Regions from separate parts of the Homo sapiens genome. Here region 1 is linked to region 2. A link is an interaction called in ENCODE POLR2A ChIA-PET data of the cell type or tissue named here. Cell type or tissue: MCF 10A. All regions are shown on one strand. Links, peaks and the distances in the headings refer to the core of each region. The heading gives the core; the rest is flanking DNA. Region 1 overlaps FBXW7 (F-box and WD repeat domain containing 7). Region 2 has its middle 59 kb from the start of FBXW7-AS1.

Evidence for each region. ChIA-PET counts read pairs that join two places held together with the same protein. Peaks named below come from ENCODE experiments on the same cell type or tissue, not always from the same donor. Only the 100,000 strongest peaks of a DNase experiment are listed, where the experiment ranks them.
Region 1: POLR2A ChIA-PET joins it to region 2 with 5 read pairs; 6 of 35 experiments call an interaction of 5 or more read pairs at or near these places.

The regions. Positions count from the first base shown.
Region 1 is chr4:152,326,841-152,332,290 of GRCh38, forward strand. It overlaps FBXW7 (F-box and WD repeat domain containing 7), which reads right to left. Exons shown (of 14, transcript NM_001349798.2): 9 at 3,892-4,028; 10 at 2,832-2,945; 11 at 1,368-1,549. Among named protein-coding and RNA genes, the nearest start is that of FBXW7-AS1, 8.1 kb to the right of the region's middle. In MCF 10A, for the core only: no CTCF peak of the experiment used is centred there; a DNase peak (open chromatin) is centred at 1,961.
Region 2 is chr4:152,274,368-152,283,361 of GRCh38, forward strand. No RefSeq gene overlaps it. Among named protein-coding and RNA genes, the nearest start is that of FBXW7-AS1, 59 kb to the right of the region's middle. In MCF 10A, for the core only: no CTCF peak of the experiment used is centred there; no DNase peak of the experiment used is centred there.

The sequences.
Region 1 (5,450 bases), core at 941-3,440, 50 kb after region 2:
AGACATGTCCTCAAACACAGGCTGCTTATGCTTTTAATGATTAGATTTATAAATATGCAATAGGCTATAAAAATATTAAGAGATAAAGATTTTAAAAGATATGTACATCTTTAAAAACAATGGCTATCCCTTAAACATTTGGTTCAACATCAGCGCTATACTCTTCTGAAAACCAGAGCAATATACAAATACTGTAATCACTTTTGGATTACAAAACAAAGCTGAAAACTCAGGTATCCTTATGTCATTCTGAAGAGATAAAGAAATACCACAGTTTCCATATTTTAAAAAAGTAGATAATTAAAGGGTTGAGAGAACCCTTTAATTGAGAACCTAATGTTGAGAGAACATAATGGAAACTGGAATACAAGGTCTCTTGATACTCATCCCCCAAATTTTAACAGTATAGCACACTGTTCAAAGTAGAGGTAAATGACAATTGAAAAGGTACTCCTTTTCACATATTACAAATCTGGTGTGAAATCTGCTTAATGTAATTGTTCTTAATAAAGAAGATGCGATAGACAGAATTAAAGGTAAAGACTGCCATGGATTCACTGTAAGGACCTTTCAGAGAGACCTTTTTTGACAAATGAGGTAGAAATCACACTTGTTTAACAGGGGTATGATGACGATAATAGAAAGATAGGATTTTAATAGGAGGGCTTTACAGGAGGAGATAAAAGCAACAGCAAAGGCACTGAGAAGAGAAAGTCAAAAAGTCCAGTTTGGCAGAAACCATTTTGAAAACTGGATCGAGGATTTCTTCCTTAATTCGTTAGTCAACAGTAGGCTCAAAAAGACTTAAGAACTGGGCAGTGACACTATCATAATTATAAAAGGACTATATGTCAGCTGTATAAAACATAAGATAACCAAGTTAGAAAGCTGTGACAATAGTTCAGAATGAGAGAACAAATTACCCACAGGCCTCAGCTTTTGCCTAGACTTAGAGATAGGGTGGGTGTAAGGTGGGTAGGTAATTTAAAAAGGCTCAGACGCTTGAAGCCTGAATTTGTCCCACTTGCGGAAATAAGAATATCAAAAAAAGAGAGAGAAAACATGATTTCTGCTTGAATATGATGAGTCATCAAAGATACAGAACAACAAAAAGGATTAGAGATTAGAGAGTAGAGAGTTTCAAACAGGAAGCTGACAACACTAGCAAATGAGAAAGGAAATTTACAGACAATCACCAATTTTAAGACAAAACGCTATGGCTTTCCTAGAATAGAAACATCTGAAGTGTAATAATTAAATCTAATTTAAGAGCACACTGTCACTATTTCAGTAACTCTACACAGAAAGGGCCCAAATTCACCAATAATAGAGGAAGAAGTCCCAACCATGACAAGATTTTCCCTTACCTTTTTTCATGAAGATGCATACAACGCACAGTGGAAGTATGCCCATATAAGGTGTGTATACATTCTCCAGTCTCTGCATTCCACACTTTGAGTGTCCGATCTGTAGATCCACTAATGATGATGTTGTCTCTCATTTGTGATGACCATACTCCACCTGTATGTCCCACTAATGTTCTCAGACACTGGAAAAACACTTAAGATGATTACTTTTGGGTAGAAAGGAAAAGTGATTTAAATAAAATTTAATAGCTCATTAAAATTTGGAGTAAAGTTACTTATTTAATTTGTTTGGCTCTTCAGAAAATATTACATCCGTATAAAATGATCCCATCACTATTTATTGTTTTGTTTATTCAAAAGCATTATAAATTTATATAAGCACAAGCAATTGTGTATGTAGTATGTAGAAAGCAAACATATGATATAAAACATGATATAATAAAAAGGAAACACGACATGAAAGCAGTTATGATAGCTCTGGCCTGGCCTCTTTGATGAAATAATACTGAAATTGCAACTGGGTTTCTTCCATGGGAATAGATTCAATGAAAGTATGCCAACAGTATTGGGTGTGGCTACATACCACATTTCATCTGAATCTGCCCCAGGGCAGTAGTTAGGAGCCAGTGAAGCTACTTCTAGACAAGTAAAGACAGACATTAAAGCCCTGTAATAAATCCCAAACTAATATTACACTATGGAAATATAAAGCTGCTTTAAAAAATTTTAACATCTGACTTGGAATATTTATAAGATACTTGCCAAGAAGCAACATGGTAAAAGACATTTTAAAAGACATGGATTTTTTTTTGTTTTCATACTCTCTTCTGTTATTTTTTAGGTGGCAATTACTTAATTCATGAAAATATTCTCTACTGGACAGATAAAAATAAATATTCACTAGAGAATCATTAAGGTATGATATGGTACACAGTCAAGCTGATTGCTTGGGCTTTTTCTTCAAACTTAACATTTAAATGCCTTGTCCACTCTCATCTCACAAGGGTTTGAGATAAGTATAAATTAACATGATTTATTAAGTTCTAAACTACAGGTAGGTTATCAACAAAGCAGTTTATAAGGAAAAATAAATATCCCTCAACCATACTTTTGAAAAACATTACAAAGTAATGAGGTATAACTTAGATAGTAAATAAAAGTGGGGAAAAATTGAGCCAAGAAAAACATAAAGCACCCTTGAAAATGTTAAAGTATCTGTCACAAAGATAGACAAACTATGTAAATGAAAAAAAATTAATGAAACCTCTATCATGAGAAGCATCACTATCCTCATGCCATTGGCTTTCATAAATATGGGGAAAAAAGCTAAGTTATGAGCTCTGATATTTGCTATCCAAATAACTAAGAATCAAAAATGAATTATTGTTTTCTTTTTTCCAGTTGCTACTTGCAATGATATACACAAAATTATGACTTTGTGAAGTGTAGGAAGAGTAAACTTACTTTGCCTGTGACTGCTGACCAAACTTTTAAAGTGTTGTCATCAGAACCACTAACTATTCGGTTACCACAAAACTGTAAGCATGTGATCACATGATCATCATGTCCTTTCAGCACCTATAAGAAAGATGTGCAGATTAGAAATATGTTAATTAAATTATGTTCTTTAAAATACTGGTGAAGAGAAAAATGAAGGCATAAACAGGAACAGTAATTTGTAGTCTATCTCTAGAATTTAAATTTATATAAAGCATTATTTTTCCTGGCTGACGAATCCAGAATTAAACATTTTATTGTTTCCATAGTCTATTATTTATACTCAAAACATCAACTATTAAAGTTTTACTGCATCAAGACCTCATAAAGATGGTTCAAACACCAATGTATTTGACAATAATCTATTCCATCTGTTCAAACCAGAAGAATATGCCTCTAATTTTTACAACTTTGACACACAAGAACAAAATAAGCATCTATTAACCACAAAGAGTAACAATTATTAGCATTCTTAAAACAAAAAAAATCATAATATATACATATTAGTATAACAATGTCTCCCCAAATTGGTTTTTTCCAGTTGTAAAAATACGCCCAATAATTTCAAGTGTTTTTACCATTCTTTATGTATTTGAAATGTTATTAGACAGAAAACCAGAATTATGCTTCAATTTGTAAAAATAAGACACACAAAAGTCACCAAATCCAAAACACAGACACTCCTCAAAAAATCATGTTTGGAGTATGTGATCAGAGGAGGCAGCAAATTCTTAGGTAGAATGTGTATGACACAGTAAAATTCAATAGGATATTGAGAGATTTTCATTTACGTAAGATAAAAAGATACTCAATTTAACTTATCTTTTATTCAAGCACAATTAGTTGTCAGATTAGAGAAATTAGCAATAAAAGAATATTGTCAGTTAATACTTTCAGTTATTTTAAAATATACGGTTTTCTTTCTACAGAAGAGGAGTGTCATATTATACAGTTTGCCAAGTGAAATAGTACACTAGGTACTAACACTGATTAACGGTTTCTGTTACATTGTGCAGAGTTCAGTTACCTTAGGAGATTTGAGTTCTCCTCGCCTCCAGTTAGTATCAATTCTGTGCTGTCTGATGTATGCACTTTTCCATGGACTGTGTATGAAACCTGGTTTTATTACTTTTCTTCTCTTGATGTGCAATGGTTCATCAATCCCTAAAGTGTTACAGTTCAAGAGTAAATTGCCTTCACCAATAATAACAGTTATACATTTTATAAAGTATTCCATCTTTATAAAGAGTATTCCATCTCTCTGCTCAAAACCACTGAAATGCAAGACATTGTCAAATTTCCAATACTGTTATCACAGTATGTAGCAATAATGTAAAGTTTACATTCTATATGGCATATTTTTGTATTCACTATTTCATTTCTCAAAATGATTCTAAAATATGTTGGTGAAGATGTGAGGAAATTGGAATGCTTGTGCAAATGGTGCAGCTGCTGTGGAAAATAGTCTGGTGGTTCCCCAAAACAAACACAGAATTAACATATGATCTAGCAATTCCACTTCTGGATACATAACCAAAACAATTAAAAGCAGAGTCTCAAACAGTCATCTGTACACCCATGCTCATAGCAGGATTATTCACAGTAACTAAAACGTGCAAGCAATCCAAGGGTCCATCGAAAGATGGATAAACAAAATGTAGCATTAGATACATATACACAATGGAATAAAGGAAATTCTGACACATGCTATGACATGGATGAACCTTGAAGACATTATGCTAAGTGAAATAAGCTGATTACAAAAGGAAAAATATTGTATGATTTCACTTATATGAGGTACCTAGAGTAGTCAAACTCATAGAGACAGAAAGTAAAAGGGTGGTTGCCAGAGGCTGTGGAGAGGAATAATGGGGAGTTAGAACAGGGGGCATGGAGTTTCATGTGAAGATGATGAAGTTCTGAACACAGATGGTAGTGAATCTGAACACAGATGGTAGTTGCAAAACAATGTGAATGTACTTAATGCCACTGAACTGTACATATAAAAATGGTTAAACTGATAAATTACATACATGTTATCACAATTTTTAAAAGATCATTTAAAAAATGATTATATGGAAGAAGGGAAGGCACAGATTAATTCCACTTTATGTATGCAAATACTTAAGAATGAAGATTTCACTGATTAATCCAAGCCCTACAGAGGTCAAAAGCAGGATGACAAACCAAGCACCCTGGATCTTTACCTCAAACCTTTATTAACTGGACTAACCATCAATGCTTCCTACTTGACTATAACTACCATGAAGGGAATAATCACCTATAGAGTACCTACATCATGCTCTATGATTCTTTCTAAAATATTTTGCTTCTGAGGCACATAGTATTTTTATATTTTTTCAAAAATATTTTTCTGGATGTCTGCTGGGAAAAAAAACAAAAACAAAAAAAACAGTTCTCCCAATACACAGGATAACTACTCCTCTACTAAGGAAAAAAACAGGTTTCAAGAACATAAGCTCCATGACAAAAGAGAACTTCAGTTCACTGCTGTATCCCCCACCTTGAAGAAATGTCTGGCTCATAGGAGGTGTTCAATAAACATTTATGAAAAGAATGAATTAA
Region 2 (8,994 bases), core at 3,500-5,999:
CTTAGGTAAACTAGGGAAGAAGCAGCCACTGCAGATAGAATTAGCATTGCACATCCTCCATCATTCTCACTCATGCTGCAACATCCCTGGAGTTACCTTAAATCAGAACTTCTTAATACAGCATATAAAACATTGTCTTTAATTATTTGATCACTCTGAGTTGAAATTTTTATTTTTCTTTACTTCTTTTTTTTTTTTTTTTTTGAGTCAGGCTCTTGCTCTGTCATCCAGGCCGAAGTGCAATGCTGCAATCATGGTTCACTGCAGCCTCCACCTCTCGGGCTCAAGCGATCCTCTTGCCTCAGGCTCCTAAGCAGCTGAAACTACAGGCACATGTCACCACACCCAGCTAGTGTTTGTATTTTTTGTAGAGACGGGGTTTCACCATGTTGTCCAGGCTGATCTCAAACTCCTGGGCTCAACAATCTGCCTGCCTCAGCCACCCAAAGTGGTGGGATTACAGGCATGAACCATACTGCCCGGCCTAGGAGATTTTTCTTATTTGCAGCCCAAAGCACCCTGACAGATAGAGGAGGTAAGGGACTTGCCTGAGGTCACACAGCTAGTAAGCCATAGAGCATAGATAAAATTCAATGTTTGTGGGATGACAAATGTCCAGTTCCATCTATCTCTTGTGGGATGACAAATGTCATCCCACAAACTTTCTATTCTGCTACGATGTACAACAACATGAAGAGTGATTTCACAGATTTCCTTAGATCCTTCCCCACAGAAGCATCTCTCTGTTAGTCAGGCATCTGTCAACATTCTAATACTAAAACAAGATTCCATGAAAATTATTTTTTTAAAAATGCAAAACAAATCTTCTTTTCTCCCCTCACAGTGTTTTTCCTCTCGGAAGCATCACAACTGCTTCTTATTCTGTGCTTAGTGTCAAGATAACAGGATTTAATTACCAAATTTATAAACCACCAGTATGGCATAAATGCATTGGCCTCAAATAAAATGAATGCAGTTATTAAAAAAAGAAAAGAAATGCTGCATCAATACAGTGACAGCGGACACAGAGATGGCAGTTTTATTTACTTTATCTCTTGCAGGAAGCAGTTAAGCCATTTCAAAGAGATTATTGGGTTTTAATGACCCAGGACATTAAAAGACGTCTCTCCCAGCAACATTGACACTGTACCTCAGGTGCAGGAGGTTATAAATCCACGAAATAATGGCCTATTTTGGCAACCCCTCCCCACTTGCTCCCAACAGTGGACCCGATCATGACCTTTCTTCAGTTAGCAAGGGCCACTGGCTGGGGGTGTCACTGGAGAATTCTCTGTGTCCTCTCAATAGGCCTGGGGGAGCTTTCTAGATTGGGACTCAGCAGCAGCTTTTAGGATCCACAATGAAAACCACCGGTGGGGCAGTGCTCTGTCTCCAAATGACAGGAGGAGAAGGAAAAGAAAGAACAGGAAAGAGGAGAAAAGGTAAGAAAAAAAAGCAAGGAAAAGAGACCACCAAGTGCGGTGCTCAAGAATTCTACCAACAAAGCCCAGCAGCCACCATTCCAGGGCCTCGAATGGTCTTACCGAGTCCAAGTTCCAAGGACCAGAGTCTCCTCTGGTTCCCCTGGAGCGGATGGGCATCTAGAGATCAGGTCAGAAGTGGATCCTGAACTTGCCCATCGGATTTCCTAGGGCTCTAAGAGAATCACTGGCAGAGAACACATTGTCTTCACCAAAGCAGCTTCCCTTTGATTTGTTTTATACTTTAGACTTTCATAAAATATTTCATTTGAAGAGAAGGGTCCATACTTTTTAAAAAGTTTGAAAACTAGAGATGTAGGTCGTCATCTTTGTTTTTCAAAGACTGATGACCACAGGGAGGAAGTTAAGGTCGGGAGAAGAGATAGATGGAACTGGAACAGGTCGCCACCATTCCCAGGCAGCTCCTGGATTCTTCTTGATGGAATGCCAGCACTTGAACGGGTGTTTTTTTGAGATTCTAACCTCTCCAGTGACAACCATGCTATCCAGTAGCTACGCCCTGTCCAGGCAAACAAGAAAACATAGAAGTGATCTCCTCTCCTCTTTCCAGGTGCTCTCTCTTGGATTCACAAAATAAAGATCCAGTCATTCACATGGTATTTCCAATACTCTGCCATTAATTTGCTATTCCCAATACAGTGAGAATTGGCCAGGTCTTTTAATGCTTCACAGGCTCCTGAAGTTCTGTGCAAGAACCCTCCTCTAGAGCTGTTTCCTTGGGAATATGAAAAAAAATCACAACTTTGTTAACCAATTTCCTAATCATATTTCCCCTCCCTAGGCATATTGGTGCAAGGCTGAGTTTTGCAGAGAGATTTCTGGACTTTTCTGCTGAATACATTTGGATAAGGTCATGGCCGTTAGAACTGGCTGTCTATCATCTCTCGTGGGGCCTTGGTTCTTTGTCATGGGGAAACTCATAGACCATCTAACTCAGAGAGCCCATCCAGAAATTGCATTTCTCTGGGAAGTCAGGGACCCAGCCTCTGGGCTGCTGAAAGTACTCAGCCCAGGGCAGGCCTAAGGGAGAGCAGGTGTGGGCAGGTTGCATGAGGATAATATGGAATGAGGAGAAATGTGTTTTGGAGCTTGTGGGTGAGGAGAAAATGGTGCTTTTGTCTCAGAGGCACTGAGACACCTGGGAGTGGGGCTGGGGTGCGGGTGGTGGGGTGAGGTAACTGCAGTAGAAAAGAGAGATTGGCGTGGGCATCCCTACGGATGCAGGAGACCCAGGAAAAATTCAAGGCATCATATTGACAAGGAAAGCCAAAAGAAATAAAGACCATTACTGGCTGCATTATTAAGCACACACCCAAATAGTGCTCACAGTGCAGATACCGAGACAGGCAGATTCTAGGATTCATATGTCAAGCCCATTCACTTCCTACAGAAGAAAAATAAAAGACAACCTGGTTGGGGGGGAAATCCTCATAGAGAGGTGGCCCCACAGCAGGCAGCTGCCGGTGGTCTGGATCACACTTTGTCTCCCAGCATAACAGTTGAGCTATCTGGGGAAAATTCCTTAGCCCCTCTAAGCCTCAGTTCCCACAGCTAGCAAATGGGGGTAATGGTCATAACCCTTCCTCTCAGAGTGTGAAGATGGAAAGAGAGTCTGCATTTCAGCACTTAGCACAGTGCCCAGCACACGCAACAAGAGGTAGCTGTCATCAACATTAAGCTGTTATTCACGCCCTCAGGAGGACTCTGGACCCAGCCAGGGCCAAGGTAGAGAACCTCAAGGGGGAATCCTCTTCCCTATCAGTGGCTCAGCAAAGACCACTCTGAGGAACCCATCACGTTTTGGGGATAGGGCGAGTTGTTTGGTCTAAACAGCTTGGGAAGAAGAGACCCAGGAAAGGAGCGCCATCCTGAAATCTTTGATGAGCTCTCAGAGAGAAGAGGGGGTTTCAGGCTTTCCTACCCCAGAGGACAGATTTGAGTCCATTGGCAAGGGTGGAGCTCAGAGGCGGCCCAAGGAAGTCCTTCCTCCTAATGAGAGTTGGTGAAGAACAGAAGTTGCTGTCTGGAAAGGCTCTGAGTTCCCTTCTCAAAGGCCCTTTACCATAATTATAATGTGTGTGTCACAAACAACCCTCAGGAGAACAGAGCTAGAGAACCTTTGCCTCAGGAAATGTTCAAGCTGAAGCTGGATGATCAAATGCTGGTGAGGGGCGCCTGGCACTGTGCAAAGCTGAGACCAGGCAGCCCACTCGTGGGTTAGGACTATCTACAGCTCCGTTGCATTGAGCACAGTCTACATGCCAGGAAGGCCCAAGGCTAAGTACTTCACACACACTAGCTGGCTTCAACCCTACAACACCAACATGAGGCAAGCACTACTGGTAGCTCTGTTTTACAGAAGAGGAAACTGAGGCCCTTGGATGGTAAGTCAGTTGCCAAAGCTTCACAGTTAGATCACACAGCCAAGATCCAAATCCAGGCACAGCTGGCCATAGAGCCTGTGAGCTAACTGCTGCACTGCACAGCTCTAGCCAGGACAGTTTGTCCTTGCCCTACCTACATGCTGCCTGTGGCCAGGACCTCTGGTGACAGGGGAGATGGAACCATGTGAGCCTGGAAAGCAGGCTGACAGGAAGTAGATGGCACTGTCCTTCTGGCCTAGGGTAGGGCCAAGAGACCACAGCTCTCCACATCACTAAGAAAGATAGGACCTTGCCTGGGGCTGGGAGAGTTCCGGGAAGTTTCTGTAGCAGCGCTGGCTGGTCTGTTGCTTTGCATGCTTATTGCTTTTGTATGGAGTAGGTATCTGATCTCCCCAACACCTGCCAGCTCCGCCTCTGCGTTCTTTCCCTTCCTTGTACACCCAGCCCCTGCCTCCCACCCTGGCATCTCCCTCCCTTCCCCCGCCATGCAGAGATCTGAGTCACTGACAGCAAGTGGGTGAGAAGAAACAGAGAAGGCAGAATCAAGAAATGAAAACCCTAAGGGCAGCAACAATTAATATTTAACTTGAAAATTGCCTGGGAACAGAAAGCTCAGGCTATTCATGTGCAAATCATATGCAAACACTCTCCACATCGGGCCCTTGTAATTATTCTGCAAACCTGCCTGGCCAGCTCTAAGGGCAGCTTGGGAAACCCCAACACCCCAATCCTGCTGCAGGCTGCAAACCTCCCCATGACAGGGCTTGGGAGGGTCTCCAGGTGACACCACTCGGGTGACACCAGCTTGTCCCAGAATTCCTCAGGCCAAAGCTCTTTCCAATTCTTGAGGAAATGTTTCTCCTGCCAGGGAAAGTTCCCAGCCCCGCATCTGGGCTCCCCTTGCCACTCCCCAAAAATGCCTTCCTGACGGTCACCCATGGCCTCCTGATGACTAAATCCCAGTGTCTCCACTCATCCTCCACTTCCAGGCAAAAGCCAGAGCAGCTGATGCCTGAGGCTTCTTCTGTGCTGCCCACCCAGGGCCTCCTCCCTTCCGTCTGACTGCCCTTCCCTGGCCCTGTCAGTGCCACCTTAGCTCCAGCGTGGGGGTGAGCCTGAGAAGGCCTCTTCTCCCCCACATCCGATACGCCCTGGGCAGGAGGGTGGGTCTCTTCGGAGGGTATGGGCGGGCCCTGCACTGGCTTCTGATTATCCTGCATATGGCGGGAAAACAGTTCAGTCCCCCTTCCCCTCCCCAGGTCACCTAAGGCCAGCCCAAATCTGGCGTCACTAGAAGTTCACTTGCAGGGTTAGGTGACCTGGAGCTCTCAGGCCTGAGAGCACAGGCTGAGGACAGGTGCTTTTCTTCACAGCTGGGAGCTCCCTGAGGACACAGCCCCCCAGGCCCATGCTCACCACTGCACCCAGACCTTGAGAGTGTCCCCTGGGGCATCGCCTCCAACTGCAGCCAAGCTGGGGAAGGACACACAGGACCAGGGGAGCAGCCCCAGCCCTAGGCTCAGCCCCTGCCAGAACAGTCTTTAGCATGGGTACTTGTCTCCATCTCAGCCCGCATCCCTCACTCAGACGTGTCAGCTTTTACTGGATCTGATTTATTTCATATCCACATATGTTGAAGAAGGAGCCTGTAAAAAGCTCAGCACATTGGCTGGCCTGTGTTCAGCACCTAATATGAGGCAACTGCCCTTGACCATAAACTCTGAAATGAGTCAAGTGTCCACAGTTCCAAAGGGTTTGGTGCCTTGTTCTCACTGGAGTCACGGAGCCCGGAGCAATGCACTGCCAGGCAGGGCTGCCTTGGCCAGCACCACCGTCATCACCATGCCCAGAGCAGGTGGGATAGGCGATGGTGAGGGGGTGGTCCCCACCATGTGTGGATAATTTCCTAATTCCATGATGCCTGTGGCTGATGGTCATTCATCCTACTATGTATTTACTGGGCATCTGCTACGTGCCTGGCACTGTTGTGACCCTTCCCTCAGGGAGCTTCCATATCCATGGGGGAAGCTGATCTTAAGACAGAACCTGAATTCACTAACAGTTGTGAGAGAGACGGGGGAAAAATTTACCACACTAAACATAAAAGGTAACAAGTGAGATAAAAAGTGCATCCAGCTGGGTGTGGTGGCTCACAAACTGTAATCCCAGCACTTTGGTAGGCCGAGGTAGGAGGATCCCTTGAGGCCAGGAGTTCAAGATCACTGTGGGCAACGTAATGAGAACCTGTCTCTACAAAAAATTAAAAATTTAGCTGAGCATTGCTGACTTGTGCCTGTAGTCCCAGCTACTTGGGAGGCTGAGACAGGAGGATTGCTTGACCCTAAGAGGTGGAGGCTGCAGTGAGCTGTGATCATGCTACCACACATGGGTGACAGAGTGAGACTCTGTCTTCAAAAAAAAAAAAAGTGCATCATCCCATTTTCAGAAATATTAAAATGTAGAGAAAAATACACATCTGAAACCCAAAGAACTATAATAATATAGTTTATAGTGACATAACAATAATACATAGTAATATAATATATAATATAGTCATAAAGGGCACTTTATTTTAATTGCAACTTACCTGGTTGCCAGAAAGAAAAACTCAGTCACAGTAACTCAAATATAAAGAACAGAGGGCAATTTATGACATGCAACAGCAAGATACACATCTAGGCCCTACAGGAACCATGCTGGGGCCGGAATGGCATTGAAAATGGTGACAGCCACCCTCTGCCTGCTGTCCCTTCTCTGCATCTTTCTCACCACACACTTCACACTCATCTTTCCACCAAGAGCTTCCCCTGCTTCCTCAGGTTTCTATCTGGGCTGGCCAGGTCTCTGACTGTGGTAACAACTTTTGGTCCCCCACAGTGAGCTCCAGAGTAGTAATTCCAGGTTCCTGGGAGAGAGTTTTAATAGGCTCAGTGCACTTGTTCAGGTATCAGTGTGATTTATTCCAACAAGGAGACCCCAAATCCACAGTTGGCTTCAACCAGATCCATGTTTGTTTCTCTCCTGCCAAAGTCTACACTGCCTGCAGCCCTCCTCTGCAAAGTCGCCAGGGCTCTAGGCTCCTTCCATCTTGTTGTTCTGTCATTCTTAGGATGAGGACTTTGCCCCCATGGTCCACAGGGCTCACCACCACATCCACTCCACAGGAGCAGAATAGAAGAAAGGCATGGCCCTGAAATCGCATGCATCATTTCCATTCCTGTGGCCAGAATTTACCCACAGGACTAAGCCTAGCTTCAAGGGAGCTCAGAATATATCATCTTTGCTAGGCAGTCAACTGGGGAGGGGGCACCAGCCATCTCTGACATAGGCAGCCTAGTTAGTTGTGGTGGTAAGAGGCAGTAAGTTCTGAAAGCGGGCAGCAAGATAGAGCCTTGGCAGCCTGGGGGCTCCCCTCCCGCAGGGCCCAGGTAGAGGGCAAGCCCACCCTGTGCTGAATCCATGCTGTGCCATGCACTATGGGACCTCTGACTTGTGAGAGCTCTGAGAGAAACACTTAGCGAAGGCACCTAGGAGACAGGACCTGCAGGGCCAGCAGCGTGGGGCACCTCGGGAGTCTCTCCTCAGAGACCCCTTTTATCTGTCGGGGTCAAGGGAAGTCAATTAAATTTAGGTGTGGGAGGGAGAGAAGAGAGAAAGCCAGAGGAGAAAGGGAACAGGAGATAATTGACAGTCACCAAGTTTATCTGAAAGGACTCTTACGTGAGTTCTAAGGAAACGTCTTACTCTCAGTTTCCTGAAGTAGCTAAAAACTTCCTGGGAGGGTGATGATCATGAGGCTGATTTGTGATAAAGACTATAAAGCAATTGGGGTGTGTCTAGCACACAGGAGACACTCAACAAATGGCAGAGTTTGGTTTAGATTCGAGGGCACTAAAGTGGAGCGGTTCAGTTCAGAGGTGACCCTCTGCATGCTGCATAGTCCAAACACATGGACAGTCTTTCTTTGCCTTTCCCAGTTCGTGGGGAAGTGGCTCTCCAGTTTTAGAGTCCACTCCCAGAGATTTCGCTTTTGTTAGGCCTAGGGCGGGGCCCAGGGATCTGCATTTTCATGCCGGGAAGTCTGGGGCAAATAGTTGAAAGGCTGAACTTGGAGAAATACTGCAGAAGGGGAAATGTCCTTCTCTGAGGTGGACTCTCTTCATTGACACAGTCATCTCCTACACAACGATCAGCATTGTGCCCCTTGGGGTACAACTTCTCTAATTCCCTTTCTTGTGATGTTCCTGGGGATGGAAGATGAGATGGGAGTTGTGGGAGGAAAGGCAAGGTGATGATGGGAGTTCATTTGGTCAGAAAAGCTTATCTAGAACATCCACAAGCCCAATAATGACCTCCCCCTCAAGCCTCCATTAGAAAACCAGCGGGCTATTTGGGCAGCATCTGAGGTCACCTCTAGGACCAGAATGTGCAGACCCATTGGAGACACTGAAACACTATTAATAGTGGGGTGGGCGGCGCCAAGCTCAGGGAGTGTGAAATGCTTCTTCCAGGAGCACACAAGTCCTCTGAGAGCCCAGGTCACCTCAGACTTGAATGTAGTCATCCTGGCTGACCCCCCAGACATAGCTGCTGGTGCTCAGGGCAAAGAGCGGGCCTGGCCACAGAAGGCCCAAGTGCAGCCCTCCGCAAAGCCCTTCCCTCTGGCGGGTCAGACACAGAGGCCTCCGTTCTCTCTCAATCACATTTATCGACTTTTTTTCTTATTACTAGAATAGATATACAATCATCATAAGAAGTGTTTTTTGAAGATACGGAAAGGCACAAAAGAAAAACAAAAGCCACCTGTAATCCTACCATCCAGAAATAACCATTATTAACATTTTAGAGTAACACACTACTAGTTTTTCCTATGCATATATTTGCATAAAATTGCATACATCAAATTTGGATTTTACCAAATCCTCTCTTCTGTAATCTGCATGCTTCACTTAACAGAATATACAATATTTTCCCACATCATGAAATGTTCTTTGACAGCCTCATTTTTTTCCATCTCTTATTTTTTAATTTAATTTTAAGTTCCATGACACATGTGTAGGATATGCAAGTTTGTTACATAGGTAGACGTGTGCTATGGTGGTTTGCTG